Linked DNA regions of Homo sapiens: region 1 is linked to region 2. A link is a contact called in ENCODE Hi-C or POLR2A ChIA-PET data. All regions are on one chromosome and are shown on one strand. Each heading gives the region's core, a stretch centred on a gene start or an enhancer-like site at or near the end of the contact. The rest is flanking DNA. Distances are from core to core; before and after follow the strand shown. Region 1 holds the start of FBXO22 (F-box protein 22). Region 2 holds the start of TMEM266 (transmembrane protein 266).

The links. A loop is a pair of places that touch in the nucleus more often than their neighbours do. ChIA-PET counts read pairs that join two places held with the same protein, here RNA polymerase II (POLR2A). Pooled maps may share reads with other maps.
Region 1: a map of B cell shows a loop between it and region 2 (5-fold over the local background). The contact joins the promoter of FBXO22 here to the promoter of TMEM266 in region 2. A Hi-C loop is called at or near these places in 2 of 168 maps with a recorded cell type or tissue (B cell and mammary epithelial cell), 3 of 37 single-sample maps with no recorded cell type and 10 of 50 pooled maps. POLR2A ChIA-PET finds 5 or more read pairs at or near these places in 3 of 52 experiments (Caco-2, GM12878 and MCF 10A).

Annotation. Positions count from the first base shown.
Region 1 is chr15:75,901,528-75,906,746 of GRCh38, forward strand. It overlaps FBXO22 (F-box protein 22), which reads left to right and starts at 2,351. Exons shown (of 7, transcript NM_147188.3): 1 at 2,351-2,576; 2 at 2,964-3,102. The coding sequence starts at 2,437. RefSeq lists enhancers at 1,519-2,178, 2,003-2,092, 2,179-2,836, 2,453-2,552, 2,573-2,622 and a silencer at 2,673-2,742.
Region 2 is chr15:76,057,104-76,061,826 of GRCh38, forward strand. TMEM266 (transmembrane protein 266) reads left to right here and starts at 2,882. Exons shown (of 11, transcript NM_152335.5): 1 at 2,882-2,913. It also overlaps a transcript of NRG4 not described here. RefSeq lists enhancers at 1-41, 102-151, 342-391 and a silencer at 1,875-1,924.

The DNA.
Region 1 (5,219 bases), core at 1,101-3,600, 160 kb before region 2:
CCCTTACTTGATCCAGAGGTAGATAAATGGCCCTGTCTTCTAGTGTCTCCTTAGGAGGTGAGGAAATCTCTAAAAGCACCATCCCATCAAGCACACTGCCTCTTGCCTTTCCTTGGCTACATCAGGGACCTGTGCCCACCCCTAAACCAATGGTGGTGAAAAGAATGAAACCATCGTGATTAGTTTGCACAAATGGTTCTCAAAGCCTTATTTGGGGAACACTGGAGACCCCTGAGACCATTTCAAGAGGTTTTAAAAGACTATTTTCATAATATTAAAACATTTGCCATTTTCACTCATTCTTCCATGTGTACAATGGAATTTTCCAGAGGCTACATGATGTGATTTTGCAACAGATTGAATTCAGAAGCAAATATGAGAATCTATTTGTCTTCTATTAAGACAAATTAAATATTTGCAAAAATGTAGTGATGCCGTCACTGGTAAACTGTCCTCTTTCCCTACTTTATATCAGCCACAAAGAAAGAACGCCCACTTTGAAAGGCAGTCAGGTTTCATTCAGTAGCCAGAGAATGGAGAAGGGGAGCTCATACTCTAAAGGCACCTTCTCCCAGAGGGATGGGAGGCTGGGGAGTTTAAAGAGTTAGCTGAGGGGCGGGGGAGGTATGAACGGCATGCACAGACTGGAGTTCCAGACAAGCAGGCATAGTCCCTGAACATGCTGCTTCATACATCCATGTTCGTAAGATGCCAGTGAGCTTTCTTTAGGGAGAGGATTTTAGCATTATGTTAATTATCTAAAGGTAACTGGAGGGCGCCTGTTTATCTTCCTCTGGTATTCCGCAAGGGGTCAGGAAGCTCTGGTGACATCTGGGCCATCTGGCTTCCTTAAGCAGCTGCGCCTATAAATAGACTATGGGAAAAAACTGGCTGGGCTTGGTGGCTCATACCTGTAATCTCAACGCTTTGGGAGGCGGAGGCAGAGGGATGTCTTGAGGCCAGGAGTTTGAGACCAGCCTGGGCAACATAGACCCTGGGTCTACCAAAAAAAAGAAAAAAACCACAGCTACTCAGGAGGCTTATGCCACTGACAATGTCATACTATCCACCAGTGGGGGAAGGAGGATTTGGGAAATAATTGTTTTCCATAAAAATATTTCGTTAATGTATAACATCGGTTTTTTAAAAAGAGTTAAGCATTAAGATGTTCTGATTTAATTTTTAATATGGTAAATATTGATAGTCATAACACACATAAACTATTGGTCGTGTCAATATTTTAGGGTGTAAAGGGTCCTGAGGCCATAATGAGAACTGCTAATTTAGACCAAGTTTCTGCCCAAGATCTGGCGATCAAATCAGGGCTCCCTTAGGAAGGAATTGGCGGGAGGAATGGATGTTAGGTGGGGACAAACCTGTGTCTGCTGTGCTTCCATTTCTTGGTGGTTCTCAGTTTGAGCATGCATCAGAATCGTCATAAAGTGTGTTAAAACAGATTGCTGGGCCTCACCCCCAGTGTCTGATTCAGGAGGTCTGGGATAAGGACCGGGAATGTGCTAAAACTTAGTAGTTTCCAGGTGAATCTGATGTCCCTGGCGGGGAACTGGTGCACAGCTTGGGGCGTGCTTCACAGCAATCATCTCACTCAGCTACCTTAGAATGGCAGGTGCTATTTATGCCATTTTACTCATTCGAAACTTTAAACCTGAAGATTACAACGAGTTAACTAAGTTTACAAGGAATAAAGGCAGTGATTTTCACACACTAAGACAATTTTTTAAAAGCAAACGTCCGTTTATAAATCGAGCTTATGCTATTTAAACAGGCATTGGGACTACGAAGAGCAATAAGTACTACCTAGTCCCTGCAAGGAATTTGTGAATTAGAGAAAGATGTAAACTCAGAAATATGGCGGTGCCAGGGCAGTGAGAGGCACAGGCACAGAAGAAGAATTTATTTTCACTGCAGGAGGCCTCCTAGAAAGTTGCCAGGAGCGGTGGCTTATGTCTGTAATTCCAGCACCTTGGGAGGCCCAGGCGGGAGTATCGCTTGAGCCCTGGAGTTTCAGACCAGCCTGGAAACCCGTCTCTACAAAAAATACAAAAATTAGCTGGGCGTGGTGGCGGGAGCTTGTAGTTAAAGCTACGAGGGAGGCTGAGGCGGGAGGATCGCTTGAGCCTGGGAGGTAGAAGCTGCAGTGAGCAGAGGCCGCGCCACTCCACTCCCGCCTGGCCACAGCATTAGACCCAATCTCAAAAATGAAGAAAACAGTTCCGAGCGTATTACGGAACGGAGTACACCTCGGAGTACGGGCTCCAGACGAGGGAACGCACCGGCGTTGCCACGCCCACCTTCCCCGTCCAGCCGGAAGTGGCGCGGACGCCTGCTCAGTGCGCGCCGGCCGGGCAACCCTATGCTGGCGTAATCGGGTTCCTCCGAGCCGCCGTAGGACTGGTTCCGGCGGGCTGGTGAGGAATGGAGCCGGTAGGCTGCTGCGGCGAGTGCCGCGGCTCCTCCGTAGACCCGCGGAGCACCTTCGTGTTGAGTAACCTGGCGGAGGTGGTGGAGCGTGTGCTCACCTTCCTGCCCGCCAAGGCGTTGCTGCGGGTGGCCTGGTGAGGAGAGGAGGCGGAGGCGGGAAGCTTGCCTGGGGACACGCCGTGGGCATGTCCCAGGCTGGCGGGGTGGGGGGAGAGACCCTTGGGACCCACCAGGGCCGTCCCCGGCTCGCTCGCCCTACCTGAGGTGACCCCCTACCCGCGAGGTATCTCCCAGCCGTGGTGCCCCGGGGGGACTTCCCTGAGGGGCGAAGTTCCCCTTAAGGTTTTCTCCATATCTGGCTCTTCTTCCGAACTAGCGCCCTGACTGACACCTACCTACCCCGGGGACTTTGGATCCCGCAGGGATCTCCTGCTGCTGCGCCAGCGGGTGGGGGTTTGTGAGCTGTGGGAGAGACGAAAATGAACGTCCGTTCGCAATCCTTTGTGCGTTTGCGTCCTCAGCGTGTGCCGCTTATGGAGGGAGTGTGTGCGCAGAGTATTGCGGACCCATCGGAGCGTAACCTGGATCTCCGCAGGCCTGGCGGAGGCCGGCCACCTGGAGGGGCATTGCTTGGTTCGCGTGGTAGCAGAGGAGCTTGAGGCAAGTAGCAAGGGGTGTCATGCACAGTCATTTGCAGGTTGGTGGTTCAGTCTTTGAGAACTATTTTTTTTTAAATCCCAGTTTTGTTAATTAAAGGAACATCTCGTTCCGTGAAAAGATTTTGTAAACATCAGTTTTAGTGACTACACGGTAAGGATGTGTCATGATTTATTTGACCGTTCATCAAATGTTGGGCCTTTTTTTTTTTTTTTGAGACGTAGTCTCGCTCTGTGGCCCAGGCTGGAGTGCAGTGGCGCGATCTCGGCTCACCGCAAGCTCCGCCTCCCGGGTTCACGCCATTCTCCTGCCTCAGCCTCCCGAGTAGCTGGGACTACAGGCGCCCGCCACCATGCCCAGCTAATTTTTTGTATTTTTAGTAGAGATGGGGTTTCACCGTGTTAGCCAGAATGGTCTCGATCTCCTGACCTCGTGATCCGCCCGCCTCGGCCTCCCAAAGTGCTGGGATTACAGGCGTGAGCCACCGCGCCCGGCATGTTGGGCCTTTTAAGTATCCACATTTTCACTATTAACAACAACGCTGTGCAGAACCTTCCCTTCACCTGCTTCCCTTGAAGCAACTTTTTGTTGTCTGTTTTACCGGGAAGACAACTGGGTGTGTCTTGCTCAGTGAGCACACCTAGAAAGCCAAGAACCAAAACTTAAAGCCAAATATTTCAACTTCTGATCCTGTACTCTTTTGCTTCTCTGGCCCCCAACTTCAAAAGGGGAGCCAACACCAGGAGAGATGAAGACTCGAACTGTGGAGTCAGAGGGGCTGCAGGGTGTACCATCTCTGGGGAGTGGAAGGGAACCATTTGACAGTAAAGTGCCAACCTGCTGCTCTGTCACTCTGTTTACTTTAGTACGGCTTACAGACAGACATAACTACGGTGCAGCCGTCACAATCAGGAAATTATCACTGATACATTTCTACCATTTTATCCTCAGACTCGGTTCAGATTTTGCCAGTTGTCCCAGTAAGGTTCTTCATGGCAAAAAGATCTGTTCCCAATTGCAATTTGCTCTGAGTAAGTCCTGTTTCTTTAATCTCCTTTGATCTGGAACAGTTTCTCAAGCTTTGCTTGATTTTTCCCAATCTTGACACTTAGGAAAATCACAGGCTATTTTGTAGAACATCCATCAATTGTGTCTTTGGCAGGAAATAATCACAGAAGTGATGCTGTGCTTTTTTCACGGCATACTTTAGGTGGCATGTGATTTCCATTCGTCTTGTTATTGGTGGTATTACCTTTGATTACTCAATTAAGGCGATGCTTGCCAAGTGTCTTCACTAAAATCACTCTTCTACTGTAATGATTGTTTTGTGAAGAGATCATTTGAAACTATGTAAATATCGTGTTTCAATTCATTTATTTATTTATATCTGTACACTCTCGGAGTCTTATTTAATTCAGTGGGATATAATCTGTTACTGTATTTTGGTGCTCAAATTACCCCTCTCACCCCCTAGTTTGGCTAGTAGGAGCTCCTTCAGGCTGGCTTCAGTGTCTTTTTAGAGATGACTCCATTATCTTTGAGCACTTTTCTTGTTTTCTGGCACAAGATGTTCTAAGCTTGTCTTGGGTTTTACCTGCCTTGGTCCTGGAATTGGCCATTAAGCCCTGGCTCCTTTTGATGGAGTGTGGTATTTAGAAATCAAGGTCTAGACTCTCTAAGTGTACTCCTTGCCATTGAGGGATTTGCTGCTCCAAAGCCCAGTCATTAGAGCCAAGGAATATAAGTATGTATATACATGCATGTGTATGTATATACATTAGTATATACATATACACACATTTACAATTATATTTCTATATATATGTGGAGGCTCATGAGTTCACACAGGTGCATCCTTTTCGAATCAAACGCAGGATGCTTTCTAGTTTTGTCTCTGCTCATATTTGTACCTCCCTTTTGGGCAAAGGGAAACCTGGTTCTCATCATTCTTAATGTATTTAGATATTACATCAATGCCCCATATGTAACCAATCTTCTGTTTCCCCCTTCCTTGGGTGGTCTTTCTCCTTACCTTGTTTGGGCTCTGGAACTCTCATTCCAGGGAGCTGGCCAGTATCCAAAGGCAGGCTTGTAGAAAACTTTTCTTCTCTGGCACTTTG
Region 2 (4,723 bases), core at 1,632-4,131:
TCCTTTACTCACAAAATTCCTCTCATTAGTCACCTGCAGTGTACTGAAGCAGCACCTGTACTATTTATAGCTCTAGGATTCCCCCACCCTCTCCTGTCAATAAGAATCACCTGGGGCAGTTAAAAAAAAAATCACAAGTCAACCCCCTGATATTAGATTTCAAGGTGTTTGAAAGGAGGCTCCAGAATCCGATTTTTTTTTCTAATCAGCTGAATTTATGACTCACAGAATCTGATTTTAAGCAAGTGTTCCCAAGTGAGTCTTATAAGCCAGTTAAGTTCAAGAATAATGCTCCAAGTGAAAGTGAGATCTGTGGCAGATCTTCACAGTTCCTCTAGCCTCATCAGCCTCAAGGGCTAATCCTCCTCCGGTGTTAGGCCTCAGGGTATTTGAAAACAAGAGAAGGCCCAGTTTGAAGAATGCAGAATGGCATCTCGTCCACACTTAAGTTTTCAATACCCTAAAAAATTTATCGAAGGGAGATTTTAGTTTGGGGAGGTGCTGTGAAGTAAGACATCACCAGGGGGCAGCATAGAGTTGACAAATTATACATGTTTTGGGATTTTTGACTTCACACTACAACATGAAATGGTTGCACCTACAATTTCCATTAACTCGGATTACTCAGAAAAGGACAAAACCCAGAACACTTAAGACACACGTAAACTTTATTAGCATGTAATTTTCAATACAATGGCTATTATATTATAAATACATAATATAAATATTTATAAATATAAATATTTTCTACAATGGCTATTATACTATAAATAGCCATTGTAGAAAAAAATGTTCCCTTGAAGTCGCATGAACCCGAATTCAAAAAAATTTTATTAGGATACAAAGATTCCTGGTAGAAATTTGAAGTGGTCTTCAAATTTCTCTCAGCAAGTTTCAAAATACTTGTCGTACTCTGAGAGTTAATTAGCGTTATAACTGGATGCTTCTCAATAGTTTCAATCAAATCTTAAGTAGAGTTCTACTAAGGTGGAAAATGGAGTGGATAACAATCTGGGCAAGCTATGCCAAAGCTTTTTCTAAAGAAAGTGTACCTAGTTAAAATGCTGTCACTGACTGTCAGAAAACTATAGCTCCCCTCCCGTGCATCCTCCATTAATTTTTCTTAACCCATCTCCACTTTCTCTATTCTAGTCCACATTTCTTCCGTCTAGAAATGTAGAAAAATCCTTTGGCAACCCAGGTAGCTTCCACAAGTATCATCTCCAAGTGTTTCTTCCTCTGAAATTCCACCATTAGAGATTAGAGATGAGTAGGAAATGCTGAAAGGCGAAGGAGGATCTGAAGAAATTTTACATTTTTTTCTCAGTTTGCCAAAAGTAGATACTCCCTGTATAGATATTCCCGTATAATCCAGGGAAGGTAGTCCAAGACCGTGGGGCAATTCCAAGAGGTGGTTTTGAAGTCCTTCAACTCTACCATTTTCATTTTATCCATACTAAAAAAGCTACGGCAGGAAGAAAAGACAAAGGACATTCCTGGGAGGCCAACTGGACCTAATCAAATAAAAACACTTTAGAAGAGGTACAAGAATCAGAAATCAAACCTATCTGCAGAGCCAAAAGCCATTCTGAAACTCCGTGTCCTAGAAACAAGGGTTTCCCATCTTTTCAAATATTTTAAGATAAAAATCGCAACACCCTATAGGAAAATGGCTATATTTTTAGCAAGAATTGGTGGAGAAGACAAACGATAATAAGCTACTATGAATCCAGAAGCTGCTTAAATGGCCGTATTCACAGCAGCCCTTGCAAACATTAATTAGAGTAGTACCCATTATGGGTGAGGACTTTTTTTTTAACCACAGAGAATATCTGTGGGTGCATCCAGATTGCTCAGTGGTTCCGTTTAACCCACCCGGTAACTGGCAATCATGGCCCTAGGACAGGCTTCTCCACCGGGGCGATGCTGCCTCCAAGGGGCGCAATGTTACTTTTTATGCATCAAGCACGGATAACACATACAGCACATAAGCAGGTCGACAGTGTATCTGCGGTACTGGGATTTCACGGGGAAAGGAGATGGGGACGTGTAAAAAGCCTTTTTAAGAGTCAGATAACGAAAAACGGAAAAAGAGGAGAAACACGGTCCTACAAGGGTCCTGAGCTGAGGCCATCAAATGAATGTACTGACAGGTATTTTTCTCCCAGGCAGCCAACTGAGAGTCAAGGCACTCTGACCGTGCTATGACTCCGGCCACACAGAAAGAGGTGTTTTCCCCTCGGTGGCCTCCAAGCGCAGCGGGCACTGCGTGCCATCCGCTCCCTCACCGGGCGCCCCGCGCGGATGAAACGGAGCAACTGGGAAAGAGCTCTGGAAACTGCAAAGCGCTGCGCCAAAGCGACGGGAGGTTCCCATTCTCAGCTGTACGAAATCCCGCGGGGGTCCTCCGCTTCCCCGAGCGACGCCCTCGGCCTCCGCACTTGTTGCTTCTGCGCCCCGCCTGCGTCCCCGTCAAACCCACCCTTCGCGGCCCCCTCGCCTCTCCACACGCTCGCACTCAGGCCCCGACCCTGCCCCGCGACCCCCTCACCCACGCCACGAAGCCCGCTCTGCGTGGCAGCCCCGGAGACAGCCGAGCCCCCGCCTCCGCCCCCTGCCCAGCTCAGGCCGCCAGCCCCTGCCAGCCGACGCCGCGGTTTCCTAGACAGCCGCGCCGCCGTTCCGCAGCCTCGGGGGCGCGCGCGCGCGGCCGGCGGGAGGCGAGGGCGCAGGCGCGGGCTCGGCCAAGCCGCCGGCGCGAGGCCTCGCGCGCGCCCCCGAGCGCGGTGGGCGGAGGGGCGGAGGGAGCGGCGGGGCCGCGAGGGGGCGGGGGGGCGGAGAGGGGAGCCCCGGGAGCGCGAGCCGCGGCCGGCGCCGCTGCAGAGCCGAGCGAATCCCGAGCCCGGGCAGCAGGTATGTGTCCTCGCAGCCGGCCGCGGCCAGAGCTTCCCCTGCCTCACTGCCCGAGTCTTGTGGTCGGGGCGGGGGGTGGGGGGACCGGTCAAGGTTTGCAGGATGCGTGCTCGGAAGGGCTGGGATCTTGCCGCTGACCTTCATCCCCCTGGCCGGGGGAGCCAGGCGAGGGTGCGTGGGGCAGCCCAGGGCTTCAGCTCCAGCCTGGAGACCTGCTTCTTGTCACATGCTTCTTATTTATTTTTGCAAACTGCCCTGGTTCGGGTCCAGCTGCAGATGCCTTACCTCCCATTCTTTGCCTCCGTGTGCCATCTTGCATTTATTAATAAAACATGCAAGCTGGAGGGGGGGGTTGCTGCTGGGGGGAATCCCATTGCAGTATGGCAAGCGGGCGCCTATTTTCGGTTTTCAGACGTGGTATAGAGGTGGAAATCCCACACCCTGAGGATTTGTGGCTTGGTTGGTCGTGACCACTTCCTAGTGGGCTTCCCCCGTTTGTCGGGAGGTGCCCCAGCGGCAGAATGGGCTGTCTGGAAGGGATGGTGGGTCTTCACCGTCAGGCCAGAATCCCCTTCAGGGGACAGGTGCAAGCTAGGGCAGGCAGTTCCCTGCTTGCTAACTTGCCAGGGAGGCTTAAACCTAGAAAATTGTCTCCCTTGATGGCCGAGAAAAGATGGCCTTCAACAGAATCCCTGGGACTTGCATACTCAAACTCATTACGGTTTTGCATCTGAACATGACTAAAGCTAGCCACCTGTTGGAAGTCAGACCCCATGAAACACCCCCGTAATCTAGCTCACCCATCCCTGTTTCACAGTCACCAATACTGAGCTAGCAATAGGCCCATATGGGTTCCCTCTATCCTCTTTAATGCTGCTTGGCTTTTCTTTTAAAATAAGACCTACCTATGATTTGATGCCCTATATGTGAGAGGTTGAAATTATATGATTTGTTTATATTCCATACACCTATCACATCATATCCTAAAGACTGAATTTCTCTTCAGTGCATGTGTTTATTTCCCTGGCTTTTCACCTTGCTTTGAACAACAGTGGGAAAATGGGATGTATATAACTGCTTACCTCCTCCCCCAAATACCTCCACCCTAAAATATTGTGATGAAAAGAATAGTAAGAGCTAGAAGCAAAAAATGAAAATGGTTATCACAAGATGTTGGGATATGATAGCTGAACCGTAATTGCTTCTAAAATGGTCAGAGTGTCACATCTAATCACGAGAAGGACATGTTTCTTAAATGTTCATATGTACCAGGTACTGAGCTAAAACTATTTGTGTATGAGCTCATTTAGTCCTCACAGCAAACCTGCTATGTCCATGTTGAAGATGAACAAGCCAGGACTTAGAAAGGTTAACTAACTTGCCCAAGGTCACACAGTCAGGGACAGGGTAAGGATGCAAACTCAAGCACATGGGGATACTGGAGGTGGGGAGCCCTGAGGGGGCTTTTCCTCCAGGTGCGGCTGCTCCGTGTACCTTTTCATTAAAATCAAGCTTATGCATGAGCATGTTGGCTTGGGTCTAATTTTCCATTTCATAGATTCTGCACCAACTTTGTGGCTTTCCAGTAAGAAAAGCAGTTGTTTCAGAATGGATCAGTATGGAATTTTTTGAGGTGGCACTAAACCTATAAAAAGTGGGGTCCAAGATGTGCTTCCATTTAATTCTCACACACAAGGAGTTGAGTTTAAAAAGTTGTTTCCCTCCAGATTTAAACCCATAAAACGTATATGCATTAAGTAGAATGAATCACTCCCATTTTCCATTATCGCATCCCACCCTACCCTCCTTG